3 separate regions of the Mus musculus genome follow, and regions 1 and 3 are each linked to region 2. Evidence: chromatin contacts called from ENCODE Hi-C or POLR2A ChIA-PET data. All regions are on one chromosome and are shown on one strand. The core of a region is the stretch at or near the end of the contact, and the rest is flanking DNA. Distances in the headings are between cores, read along the strand shown. Region 1 holds the start of Lgr6 (leucine-rich repeat-containing G protein-coupled receptor 6). Region 2 holds the start of Ube2t (ubiquitin-conjugating enzyme E2T). Region 3 holds the start of Arl8a (ADP-ribosylation factor-like 8A).

Region 1 (3,660 bases), core at 113-2,612, 140 kb after region 2:
GCACCCTGGCCCCACCAGCTCTATTGCCGAGCCTCTGGGAACAAGCCCGGCTGCCTCTTCCTCAGCGATCCTCAATTCTAGGATCCCAAAGCCGAGAGAGCCTCTCTCAGGCCTGAGGGAGCTCTGGCCAGACTTTCTACCCAGATCTTCCCACCTTCTCTCCTTCTTCTAAGGGATAGCAGGGGAGGCCAGGGGGTTTCCTCTCCCTGCAGCAGGGGTCAGGGCCAAGAGGTCCGGGCTATGCTCCCACCCACTCCTGCCCAGGTAGTGATCAGCTACAGCTTCCGGCTCTCCCGATTCTGAGCCGGCTACCCCCAATAGGGTCCCCTTCGTGCACCACCTCACCCCAACTCAGACTCTAAAAATGGTTCTCTGGTTTTCAGTCTTGAAGCCTGCCCACAAATTAGTGTCTCTAACACAGCCTCCTGGGACAAGACTTCAGGGAGGCCTGGGGAGGGGGTAGGAGACCTCCACACAAGAAGATGGTACTGGCAGAGTCCCTAACTAAGGAGAGGAGAGCTGCGTGGACCCTTCACCAAAGCCCCCTGCCTCAGTGGGGCAGTGCCGCTTCCTGCTGTGGTGGAAGAACCCATTTCATCCCTACCAGGGCAAACTTCCCTCACCTCCTAACAGAGCACTAACTTTTGCCTTCATCAATCCTGGGCAGTGTTCTTCTGAGGAGGACAGCAAAAGAATATACTGTCACACACACACACACACACACACACACACACACACACACACACACCACTTTCTTGCTTGGCGTTCACACTGCACTTCACCAGGTCCCACATTAAGCCCATAGGGGTGGGGGAGAAACACCTGGGAAAGGTAGCAGGGAGGCCTAGGCTCATTTCTTGCCTCAGTTTCCCAAGTTCTAAGACTAGCTTCCCAGTCCTTCACTCTTGGAAAAGGAAGAGCCCTCTTGGGGATGCGCATGTCCAAGGGCACCAAACGAGTGTTTGCGGGGCAGGCGGCCATTACGAATAACAGGTACCAGCAGGTGAGTACTCACAGGTAAGCCGTCAGGGGGTCCAGGTCCGCAGGCACCACTGAGAGCCCGAGCTCGGAGCAGTCAGCGGACAGCATGATGCCGTCCTCCTGGCAGTGGCAGGGAGCCGGGCAGGCGGGACGCCCCGGGCCAGGCTGGGGGTCGCTGCCCGCGCGCGCCGATGCGCACAGCACAGCGCAAAGCCACAGCGCCAGGAGCCCAGGCGGGCTGTGCATCTCGGCGGCGGGCTGCGGGGCACCTGGCGGGCGCTCAGACGGGCGAGCGCACGGAGTTGTGCGCGCGCGGCTCACCTCCTGGTCCCGGGCGGGCCCGAGGGCTGCGCCGTCGGTGGGCAACGCCCCCGCTCGACTTGGCTTGGGCGCGGCGGCGGCAGCGGCGGCGGGACGGTGCAGTCAGAGAGGGGCAGGCATTGTTGAGTGATCTTCGTTATTCAGTTTCACAGGCTGGGCTTGGCGAGGGAGGGAGACACGGGGGTGGGGTGGGGGGGCTGGGAGGAGGAGTCAAGGAAACTTTCTACGCTGTGGCTCGCTCCCCTTCCCTCCTTCCTTCCCAGCTGGCAGGAATTTCATCGGGGGCGTGGGGTAGGAGAGGGGCGGTGAAGAAAGCAAAGAAACCCAAAGAAAGCTAGGAAGGGCCAGCACATCAGAGACCTGCACTTGTTTAGAAAGGGTGCCCCAGAGCTGGGCCTATGGGGTCGAATTCTTTTTGACTTTGGGAACAGCCACAGGGTCTCAAGGGACCAGAGACCATCAGGGGAGAAACAAACAAACAAAAAACAAAACAAAACAAAAAAACAACAACAAAAGAGAGTTCCACAGACTTGAGCCCCACTACCAGATTTTAGGCTGATGGGAAAAGAGACCCGAGAGAAAGAGATGTTCAAGGTCACACGGCAGTTGGGGACAGCCTCAGAACTAGTGCCCAGATCACTCCTTTACACCCATTCCGACCAGGGAAGGAAGAAGGTCTCAAGGAGGAAGGACGTGGTCGCAGGTTGGTAGTAGGAATGAGGAGGGGCCCCCTCATTGAGGAGCCACTCCTCAACACCAAGCAACTGGCGTAGATTCCACCTGATGCACAGGGCATGGAAATGAACTCATGTAGACTATAAGATCTAAGGTCTAGAGATCACCCTGAACCTTGATCTCGGGACCCAGGACAGCAGAGGGGCTGCCCTCCGCACAGCTGGTTGCCAGAGCTTGCCAGCGAGTCGGCTGATTGGCGCCACCTGGAGGCCCAGTACTACAGATGCAGCTCAAGCACCTTAAGGGCCCGATTCCATCTATAATCCATCTATAATCCCAGGACCTTGGAGAGCAAGGGCAATAGTGGCTAAAACTGGAGTCAAGACTCAGCTCTCTTCTTAGGCCAGCCTGGGCTAGCAGTGCTTCCTTCACGTGTCCTTTTGCTTTCTCTGGTCTCCAGATCTTTCCCTGAGCCAAGCCCCAGGATGGAACTAGACCAAGTTGGGAGCAGTTTGATCCCCATGGTCCATGAGGACCACACGGAGGTAGCCAAGATACCCTCCACCTTTTACTTCTATATCCCAAACACTTCATCAACCCCTCTCTATCTTTGCGGACGCCGCAGGGCCCGCAGAGGGGAAGCTGCATAGTCAGACCAAGAAGCCAAAAGAACTGTGCTGTGCTTCCAGGGCTCCAGCCGCAGCTGTGATAGAACTACAAGATGAGCCTGTAAGAAGGTCCCTCCACAGCCACACAGACCTGCAAGCAGAAGCCCCCTCTGTATTTACTCTCGCTTACCCCTTGCCTTCACCTTGGCTCTAACCCCTCATACACACACACACACACACACACACACACACACACACACACACACCATTCATGCTGCTCCAAGTCCCCAGCCAAAGCTGGAAAATCACACTTGGGCCCCTTTCCACCTCTGGAGCAGCCTTCTGAAGTGGGCTTGGGCAACTCAGAGCTGAGTGTCCAGCCTGCCCACAGGATGGAGAGTCACTCTGGGGCCAACCCTTGGACTCCTGAGAAATGCAGTACTGAAGAAAACATTAATGTTCAGTCCTAGGGGGTCACAAGAACCCATTCTCACTTTGGGAAAGCTCCTCGCTAGTAGAAAGCCCCACTTTTTTTTTAAGTACACTTGTCTTGTGTATGGGTATGATTGTAGAGACGGTTCAGTGGTTAAGAGCACTGCTCTTCCAGAGGACACAGGTTCAATTCCCAGCAACCACGTGGCAACTCACAACTGTATCTCCAAGATCTGACACTCTCACACAGACATACATGCAGGCACACACACACACACACACACACACACACACATTTTGTGTAAGGGTAGCATGGGCACATGTGCCATGGCACATGACGTAAGTATGTAACCAGAGACCAATCGGTGGGAGTCCATTCTCTCCATCACCATATGTGTCCCAGAGATTGAGCCCAGGTTATCAGGTTTGGCACCAAGCACTGGTGCCCATTGAGCTTCTGACAGCCCAGCGCCCCCTTTTGTTACTTAGGGTTTTTTTGTTACTTTTGTTTCTTGAGTCAGGATCTCCTGTAGCCCAGGCTAGCCTCACCCTTGCTATGTAGCTAAGGATGATCTTGAGTTCGGATCTTCTTGTCTTTACATCCTGAGTGCTGGGATTCCAGTCATGGGCTACCATGCATAGT
Region 2 (3,838 bases), core at 265-2,764:
AGGAGATTAGATATCATTAGATAGTATGAATGGCAGTAGTAAAATAAGCAGTAATCCCAAATGGTAAGCGAAAACACTTCACTGCAACAAAGAAATCCTAACCATGAATACAGAACCGCAACAGCAGACTGAAAAGCACGTCAGACTGTTGCATGACTATCGTTCAGAAGTCTGTAAGTTTGCAGAATTCACTATCTACCCTCTGGCTCAGTCCTACAACTAAATTGGGGAAGCCCAGAGCAGAGTCAGTCAGAGTCCTAATGAGTCTGAGGGTCTCCAGAAGACAAAACACACCATAAAAACCTCCATGAGGAACCAGCTGTAGCTTAACATCAGTTTGGACTAAATGCAGACATCACCGCGGTAGCCAAAATTATATTAGCTTCGAAGTTCAGAAAGACCGACTGCTAGGTCTATGCTATGGAGCTGTACAAAAAGCTAGGAGCAGTGAAAGAGAAAGGTGATTCCTTGATTGATTTCTGGTCCCACCCCCAGGGTTCCCAGAGTTGAAACCAATTCCAGTTCTGCTGAGTCTCAGGTCTTAAGCTTTCCTTTCTCTCCCAAGGACTACCCACTTTTGGCACTCGCAGCTGTGCCCTCAAAGCTGACTTGGCTATAATCATGCACTTGGTTGCTTAGAAAATACCTTTCTAGAGGTGGAAGAGCGCTTGAAAGTCATTTATTCCGTGGTTGGTGTGTGACTCAAAGGGATCAAAGGCTGGCACAGTATGTAGGAAGAGCGGGCTTGTTTTCAGGGAGAGGGAGGGGGAAATCCTTAACTTCCTCACAGTGCAGAGGATCTCTTGCGTTAACCCCTAACAGGTTGAAGCTTCCATATGAACATTTCCAGTGGTGGAGAAATTTACTCCATCCACTTTACTCTTCAGAGTCCTGATGGAATGCTTTGTTCACCAGAATTATAAATTAAAAAAAAAAATCTTTTTTCATCTGGAGGAAATCTATGTACCCAAGGCTGGTCTCAAATTCTCACCTTTTTATTTCAACATGCCTGCGCGACCGTGCTCGGCTAACTTGTATCTTTAGACTACTGATCTTAAATGAAGTTGTAAAGTTTCCCCTGTCATTGCTTAAAGCCTGGGTGACCTGGTAGCCATTGGGAAGCTGCGTAGGAGTGCCAGGAGTCTCAGGCTAGCCTGAGCTACATAGCAAATTCCAAGCTAAGCAAGGGTTGCATCGCGAGACCCCGTTCCACAGAACCACAACAAAGATATAAAGGCAGCTACTCAGCAGTCACTTCTCCAGATTAAGCGTGTCCAGTTGCCTTTTTTTTTTCCTCTCCTGTAGATGACTTCCCAGCCTTCCCAGCTCACAGTCGATTTACAAACAAGACCACAGCGGGAACTGAGAATTCCGGATACGCGTGCGCGCGCCAATTTGAGCGGTGCGTGAGCGGACGCAAGCTCTGAGCGGTGGCCAATAGGCGGGCGCGCGCCTCCCCCAGGTTTGCTGCGGACCAATCACAGTCCTCTCCTGGAAGGGGGTGGAGTCATTCCAACGGTCTCCGCGGTTCCGCGTGAGCACAGCAGAGGCGCGCCGCGGTAAGTGGGGCTGCTGACGGGTGCTGCGAGTGCCACCTGAGGGAACGAGCCCGAGGTCACGGAGAGTCTGGGGAAGGAGTCCCGTTTCTACCCGAGCGGCCCTGGGAGGAACACGGCGGGGAGAGCGAACCGCCCTGGGCGCGCCAAGGCTACCTCCAGCATCTGCCACCTACCCAGGTTCTGTGCATTGATTATTTATTTACCTCAGGCCTGGGACACAAAGAATTTTACGAAGAGTCAGTGCAGTTGTAAAAAGCTTACGTTTGCGGGGAGTGGTTACTGGAAAAGAGGCTAACAACGCCGGTTTAAAAAAAATTAAAAGGAAAATATCTTTTGAAGCCGTAGTGTAAGGAACTCTGTTATGGTTGTTTGGTTGAGGGTTTCGTTTTGTTTGTGAGACAGGTGTCGCTGTAGCCCAGGCTGACCTGGAACTGACTTCTACCTAGGCGCCTCCAGTGTCTATGCCCCCAAGCCCCGGCTCTGTGAAAACCCTTTATATTCATAAAATACATGATAACACATGGCTTTTATACCAAAGGACTTTTTAATTTTTTATTTACTTTTCTTGTATATGAGTGTTTGTCTGCATGTATGTATACACACCACGGGTATGCCTGGTGCCCTCGGAGGCACAGGACGGTGTTAGTTATGAGATGTCAGATGGATGTTGGGAATTGAATCTGGGTCCTCTGGAAGAGCTGCCAGTGCTCTTAACAGCTAAGCCATCTCTCACCCGAGAAGACTTTGTATATACCAATTGTTATCATAGTCTCATGGCTTCTTTGAGAGAAACTGCCTTTTTCCCCCTCGTTCTAATTTGATTAGCATGCCTTTCCACTATGTTCTTATTTTATATAAAGATACAGTTTACAGTTGTAGGTAGTTTTATTGTAATTGATTGCCCAAAGACAACTTTGAGGAGAGCGTTCTCTCCTACTGTGGATTGCTGGGATTGAATCAAGTTGTCAGGCCTGTGCAGCAAGGGCTTTAACCCGCTGAACTGTTTTTCTAGTCCCCTGTATTTACAAGAGTTTTGTTTCGTTTTACTGAAAATAGTCCTTCAGATTTCTGTATAAAATAGCAATGCTTTGGCTGAACAAGTCATGGGGAGAAAGTCAGTAAGCAGCAGCCCTCTGTGGCCTCTGCATCAGCTCCTGCCTCCAGGTTCCTGTCCTGTTTAAGTTCCTGGCCTGCCTTCTTCCTTCAGCAGTATACTGTGATGTAGAAGTGTAAGCCAAATACTGCCCCCCCACCCAACACACACAATGCTTCCCTCACCCCACCCCCAATAACAAGGCTTCATTAGGCTTAAAACGATAGAGGCTGAGCACATGGCTTAAATCCCAGCAGAGGCGAGCAAATCTTTAAGTTTGAGGTCAGCCTGGTCTACAAATTGAGTTCCAGGACAACTAGGGCTACAAAAAGAAACCCTATCTTAGAGAGACAGAGAGAGTTAAGAATCAAAACACTGTAAATTAAGTTATTAAGTTATTTTGAGATTTTTCTCTGGTATGGAAGGGGAGTCAAAGGACCCGTTAATTTTATTTTTATGTTGTATTATGAATGTTTTGCATACATGCATGTATGTGCACCACATACATGGTTATGAGACACCATATGAGTGTTGGGGATCAAACCCAGGTCCTCTGCAAAAACAGCAAATGCTCTTAATCAGTGGCCCTGCTCCAGCACCCTCTTATTTTTATTTTATTTTTATTTTTCTGACAGGATCTTATATGTACCCCTGGCTGGTCTAGAATTTGCCTTGTAGACCAGGCTGGTATAGAATTTTCAGTAGTCCTCCCCTTTATTTGGGGGGGGGGTAATGGGGTGTAGCTGAGGAGATATTTTGTTTTGCATTTAATAATTAGATTTTTGTATATATAATCAATACATTTTTTTATTTCATTATTATTATGTGTATGTGTCACAGTACAGCAAATGTGGGAAGGTCAAAGGACAAGTTAACAAGAGTTATTTGTCTTCTCTCTCCCCTAACCAAGTGCTGGGATTATACTCATGCACCTTCTCACACCACTTTTTTATTTTAATTTATTTATTTATTATAGCTCTCTCTGGCCTCACTCTCTCCAAAGATTGATTGATTATATTGATTATATGTAAGTACACTGTAGCTGTCTTCAGAGGCACCACAAGAGAGCATCAGATCTCATTATGGATGGTTGTGAGCCACCATGTGGTTGCTGGGATTTGAACTCAGGACCTTCAGAAGAGCAGTCAGTGCTCTTAACTTCTGAGCCATCTCTCAGCCCCCCTCA
Region 3 (3,623 bases), core at 880-3,379, 180 kb after region 2:
ACCAGCCTTGGCGATGTGAGACCCAATCTCAAAAGCAAGCAAACAAAAAGAAACTAAGCAGCGGGGCATGGTGGTGCATACCTTTAATTCCAGCACTCGGGAGGCAGAGGCAGGCGGATTTCTGAGTTCAAGGCCAGCCTGGTCTACAAAGTGAGTTCCAGGACAGCCAGGGCTATACAGAGAAACCCTGCCTCGAAAGAAAAAAAAAAGAAAGAAAGAAAGAAAGAAAGAAAGAAAGAAAGAAAGAAAGAAAGAAAGAAAGAAAAGAAACGAAACTAAACAAACAAACAAACAAACAAAAATAATGTGAGGCTACAACTGAGGTTAACATTTTTAATGCTCGACCTGAGCTGAGTAGGTGCTCTGCTTCTTTAGTCTTGGGGTGGTGGCTTGCACTTCCACTTTTTTTTTAAGTCCCCTGAAAGGTCTGCACTGCTGCCCAGGATAGGCTTCTAAAGTACAGGATGCTACATGAGCTCAGAGACTGTATAGAAGGGTGCAAGGGAGCAATTGTACAGCCCTATGGGCTCCCTCCCTATACAGTCACCCCAACCCTGTTCTAGAGGGCACAGGCTCTGGAAAAGCATAATAAATAAATAAATAACCTCTTGGATGCCCACCCAATTCTTCTTTCCATCATTTTAAGCCTCTGGGGCTCTCTCTAGCAACAGAGTAAGGCTCTCGGGAGCAGAAACAGGCTACTAGATCTTCACCCCTAAGATACACTCTTTTCCAGTACTTCTAAGGACATGGTAACAAAACTGTAATCAATGGAAGGGAGACACAGAGGCACTACCTTGTTCAGGGTGCTGTAACAAAGCACCCCACACCCCACAACTTATAAACAACAGAAAGTTGTTGCTCATGGCTTGAAAAATGGGAAAGTGATCTGTCATGGTACGGGTAGATTCAGGGTCTGGTTAGGAGTCACTTTTTGGCTAATAGATTACAGCCTTCTCTTTGTAGCCTCAAGATGGGAGGAGTATAGGCTCTGGGCACCTCTGTTGTTCTCTCCTTATATAAGGGCACTAATCTTAGCTAGGAGGCCTCCCCCCTCATAACCTAGTCGCCTTATATGGTCATCACTTTGAGGAGTGGGATTTCAATATATGAATCTGGGGGAAAGACACAGAAATGTAAAGCAATGAAAATCTATTACTTTGTATGATAACTTAAACTTTAATTTAAACATGTCAGACTATAGCATGTACCTACGGAGGAAGAGAAGAACTTATTAGACAGATGTTAGTAAATCAGAATAGGCTGATCCAGATGTTGAGGGCTGTCTGGTTCTTTAATAGGTTTAATCCATACAGTTGATGTTAACAGTTCATCACAGCCTCCAGGTGAAAACCGACCCCCAAAGAGAGCCCAGCTGCCTAGGAATCCTGAGACCAGGAAGGCACAGCCGGTTGACTGAGCTGTTATCTCCTGCAAGGGAGGATGGGGACTTCTTGGCAGACTCTCCACCACCCACTATCAAAAACTTTGTATCAAAATAGCATACATTTTTTCCTTTGCTACCGCCGTTCCTCACAGGGAATCCCTTGCCCTGATTTTGCCCGTCTCTTTATAGTGAAGACAAGCATCAAGTTCAAATGTCGATCTCACTTTGGGCTTCCCAGACAAGTAGCCTGGCAAACTGTGGTTAACAAAACAAGATGGAGTATTAAGGGCTCTAAATCCGGCTGTTACTCTCTATGGCATTTCGGGGGATGGAATTCGGTACCCAGAGATGCTCAGAGGCAAAGGTTCAGGGAACAAAACCGTTTCTTGGAGATCTTCATGTCACGGTTCTTCGGCCTGGAAATACCCTAGCTTAATCGGGACACCACCCGCCCAGGACCGACCACCGTTCAAGCCAGAAAGCGGTGCAGTCAGGGCGGGGCAAACGAGGGCAGCAGAAAAAATAAAATTACAGCTTTCTCCGCAAGCGCGCCATCACGCTCCTCCCGGCCGCCGCGGGTCCCCGCCGCCCCGCCCGCGGGCGCTGGCCTAGGCCGCGCGCGAGACTGGAGCGCGCTCGGGTGCGAGCAGGACGCGGCCCGGCCCGCGGGAGGGCGGCGGCGGCGGAGGAGGAGGTGGAGGCGCCGTGGCCACACCCATCGGCGAGCGGATCCTCGGGCAGCGCGTCGTCGGCCGCCGCGCTCCAGCCTCCGCCCGCACCGAGCCGCGGGACCCGGCCGCACCGGGGAGGGGCCGCTCCGGGCCGCAGCGCGAGGGCACCGAAGGCGGCGGGGACCCGGCACCGGGCGCGGCCGGTGGCAGCGACCATGATCGCTTTGTTCAACAAGCTGCTGGACTGGTTCAAGGCCCTGTTCTGGAAGGAGGAAATGGAGCTCACGCTGGTGGGGCTGCAGTACTCGGGCAAGACCACCTTCGTCAACGTGATCGCGGTATGCGGGCAGATGTGTCGCCGGCGCCGCGCCCTAGGCAGCTGGGGTCGGCGCCTGGCGTGGCCCGGCACCGCCGGGTTCCGGGCAGGGAGGAGCCGGCTCCGGGCACTTAGGGCCTAGCACGGTTCTTGGGGGACCGACTGGCGTGCCACCCGTTCTCTGGCCTGGGCTAGGATGGCAGGGCTGGGGGCGGGGTAGCGAGGACCAGGGGAACCGAGCTTGCGTTCCGGAGCTGGCGGCACGGAGATGTCTCCACGCACCGGGAACCCGCCGCAGGCTGACAGGCCCCCGAGGCGGGCGCAAAGAGGCATGACGGGGCGAAAGTGCCCGGACAATCCCGCTCCGCGCGTGGAGGGTCACGGGACGCGCGGCCGGAGCGTGTTGCCAGGGTGCCCTAGCAGCCCAGCCCCACCCCGAGGGCTCTGCCTACCCTTGCTGGACGCGGAAGCCGCGGCCCTTTGGGGCGGGGGGAAGGTATCCCTAGAGGCAGAGGAGTCAGCTGAGGTCCTGGCTCTAGTCCAGACTCCTCCCCGGAACCTGTCCCGGGCCTGCCTTAGCGTTGGGGTCCCGAAAGCATGGCACCATAAAGGGAGTTGGGAGACTCCACTTGGCTCAGAAGTTGCAAGAGTAGGTACCGAGGACCCGAGAGGATGAGCTGGAGGGGCGCCATCCACCTGGGGACAGGGGAGAGAGCAGCTTTGGAGACTCAGCACTGGGGGAGGCGGAGGAGAGAGGGGGGTGATTGCAGTTGTATGTCTGTGCCAGAGGAGTGGTGAAGAAGGAGTTAAATTTTCTCTTTAAAAAAGAGGAAGATGAGCTCCCTGGGCGTGAGCTGAGCTGCAGTAATGGCTGCAGCCTGTATTTCCAAGCTAGGCAAGACTGGGCTTATGGGACCAAGTAAGGCTTGGGACGGGGACATAGTTCCCCCCCCCCCCCCAGAACCTAGGCCCGTTCCCAAAGATGGGTTTTCCAAGGACTGTGAATTCGCCAGATATAGGCTAAAGATGCTGATGTGCAGGTCCGCAAAGATGTGAGACCACCAGCTTCGGTACCACCACTTGCCTGTATTGTATTGTTGCCCGACCCTGAAGCCCCATAGGGCTCAATATCCCTGCAAGGGGAGCCTTCAGAGGGACTTAAAGGTGATCATAGCATGGGCGCTCTCTCTTCCCTAAATATGCTCCGCCATTGACCTCTGGACCTTCCCCTACTCAGTGACCCTTCTTA

The links. Hi-C counts contacts between places; a loop is a spot of excess contacts on that map. ChIA-PET counts read pairs that join two places held with the same protein, here RNA polymerase II (POLR2A).
Region 1: POLR2A ChIA-PET joins it to region 2 with 17 read pairs in embryonic stem cell. The contact joins the promoter of Lgr6 here to the promoter of Ube2t in region 2. A Hi-C loop is called at or near these places in 9 of 37 maps with a recorded cell type or tissue (gastrocnemius, heart and left cerebral cortex). POLR2A ChIA-PET finds 5 or more read pairs at or near these places in 5 of 5 experiments (Patski and embryonic stem cell).
Region 3: POLR2A ChIA-PET joins it to region 2 with 14 read pairs in embryonic stem cell. The contact joins the promoter of Arl8a here to the promoter of Ube2t in region 2. POLR2A ChIA-PET finds 5 or more read pairs at or near these places in 2 of 5 experiments (Patski and embryonic stem cell).

Annotation. Positions count from the first base shown.
Region 1 is chr1:135,103,914-135,107,573 of GRCm38, forward strand. It overlaps Lgr6 (leucine-rich repeat-containing G protein-coupled receptor 6), which reads right to left and starts at 1,363. Exons shown (of 18, transcript NM_001033409.3): 1 at 1,016-1,363. The coding sequence starts at 1,227.
Region 2 is chr1:134,961,051-134,964,888 of GRCm38, forward strand. Ube2t (ubiquitin-conjugating enzyme E2T) reads left to right here and starts at 1,515. Exons shown (of 7, transcript NM_026024.3): 1 at 1,515-1,736.
Region 3 is chr1:135,144,705-135,148,327 of GRCm38, forward strand. Arl8a (ADP-ribosylation factor-like 8A) reads left to right here and starts at 2,130. Exons shown (of 7, transcript NM_026823.2): 1 at 2,130-2,396. The coding sequence starts at 2,274. Ptpn7 (protein tyrosine phosphatase, non-receptor type 7) reads left to right here. Exons shown (of 10, transcript NM_177081.4): 10 at 1-622.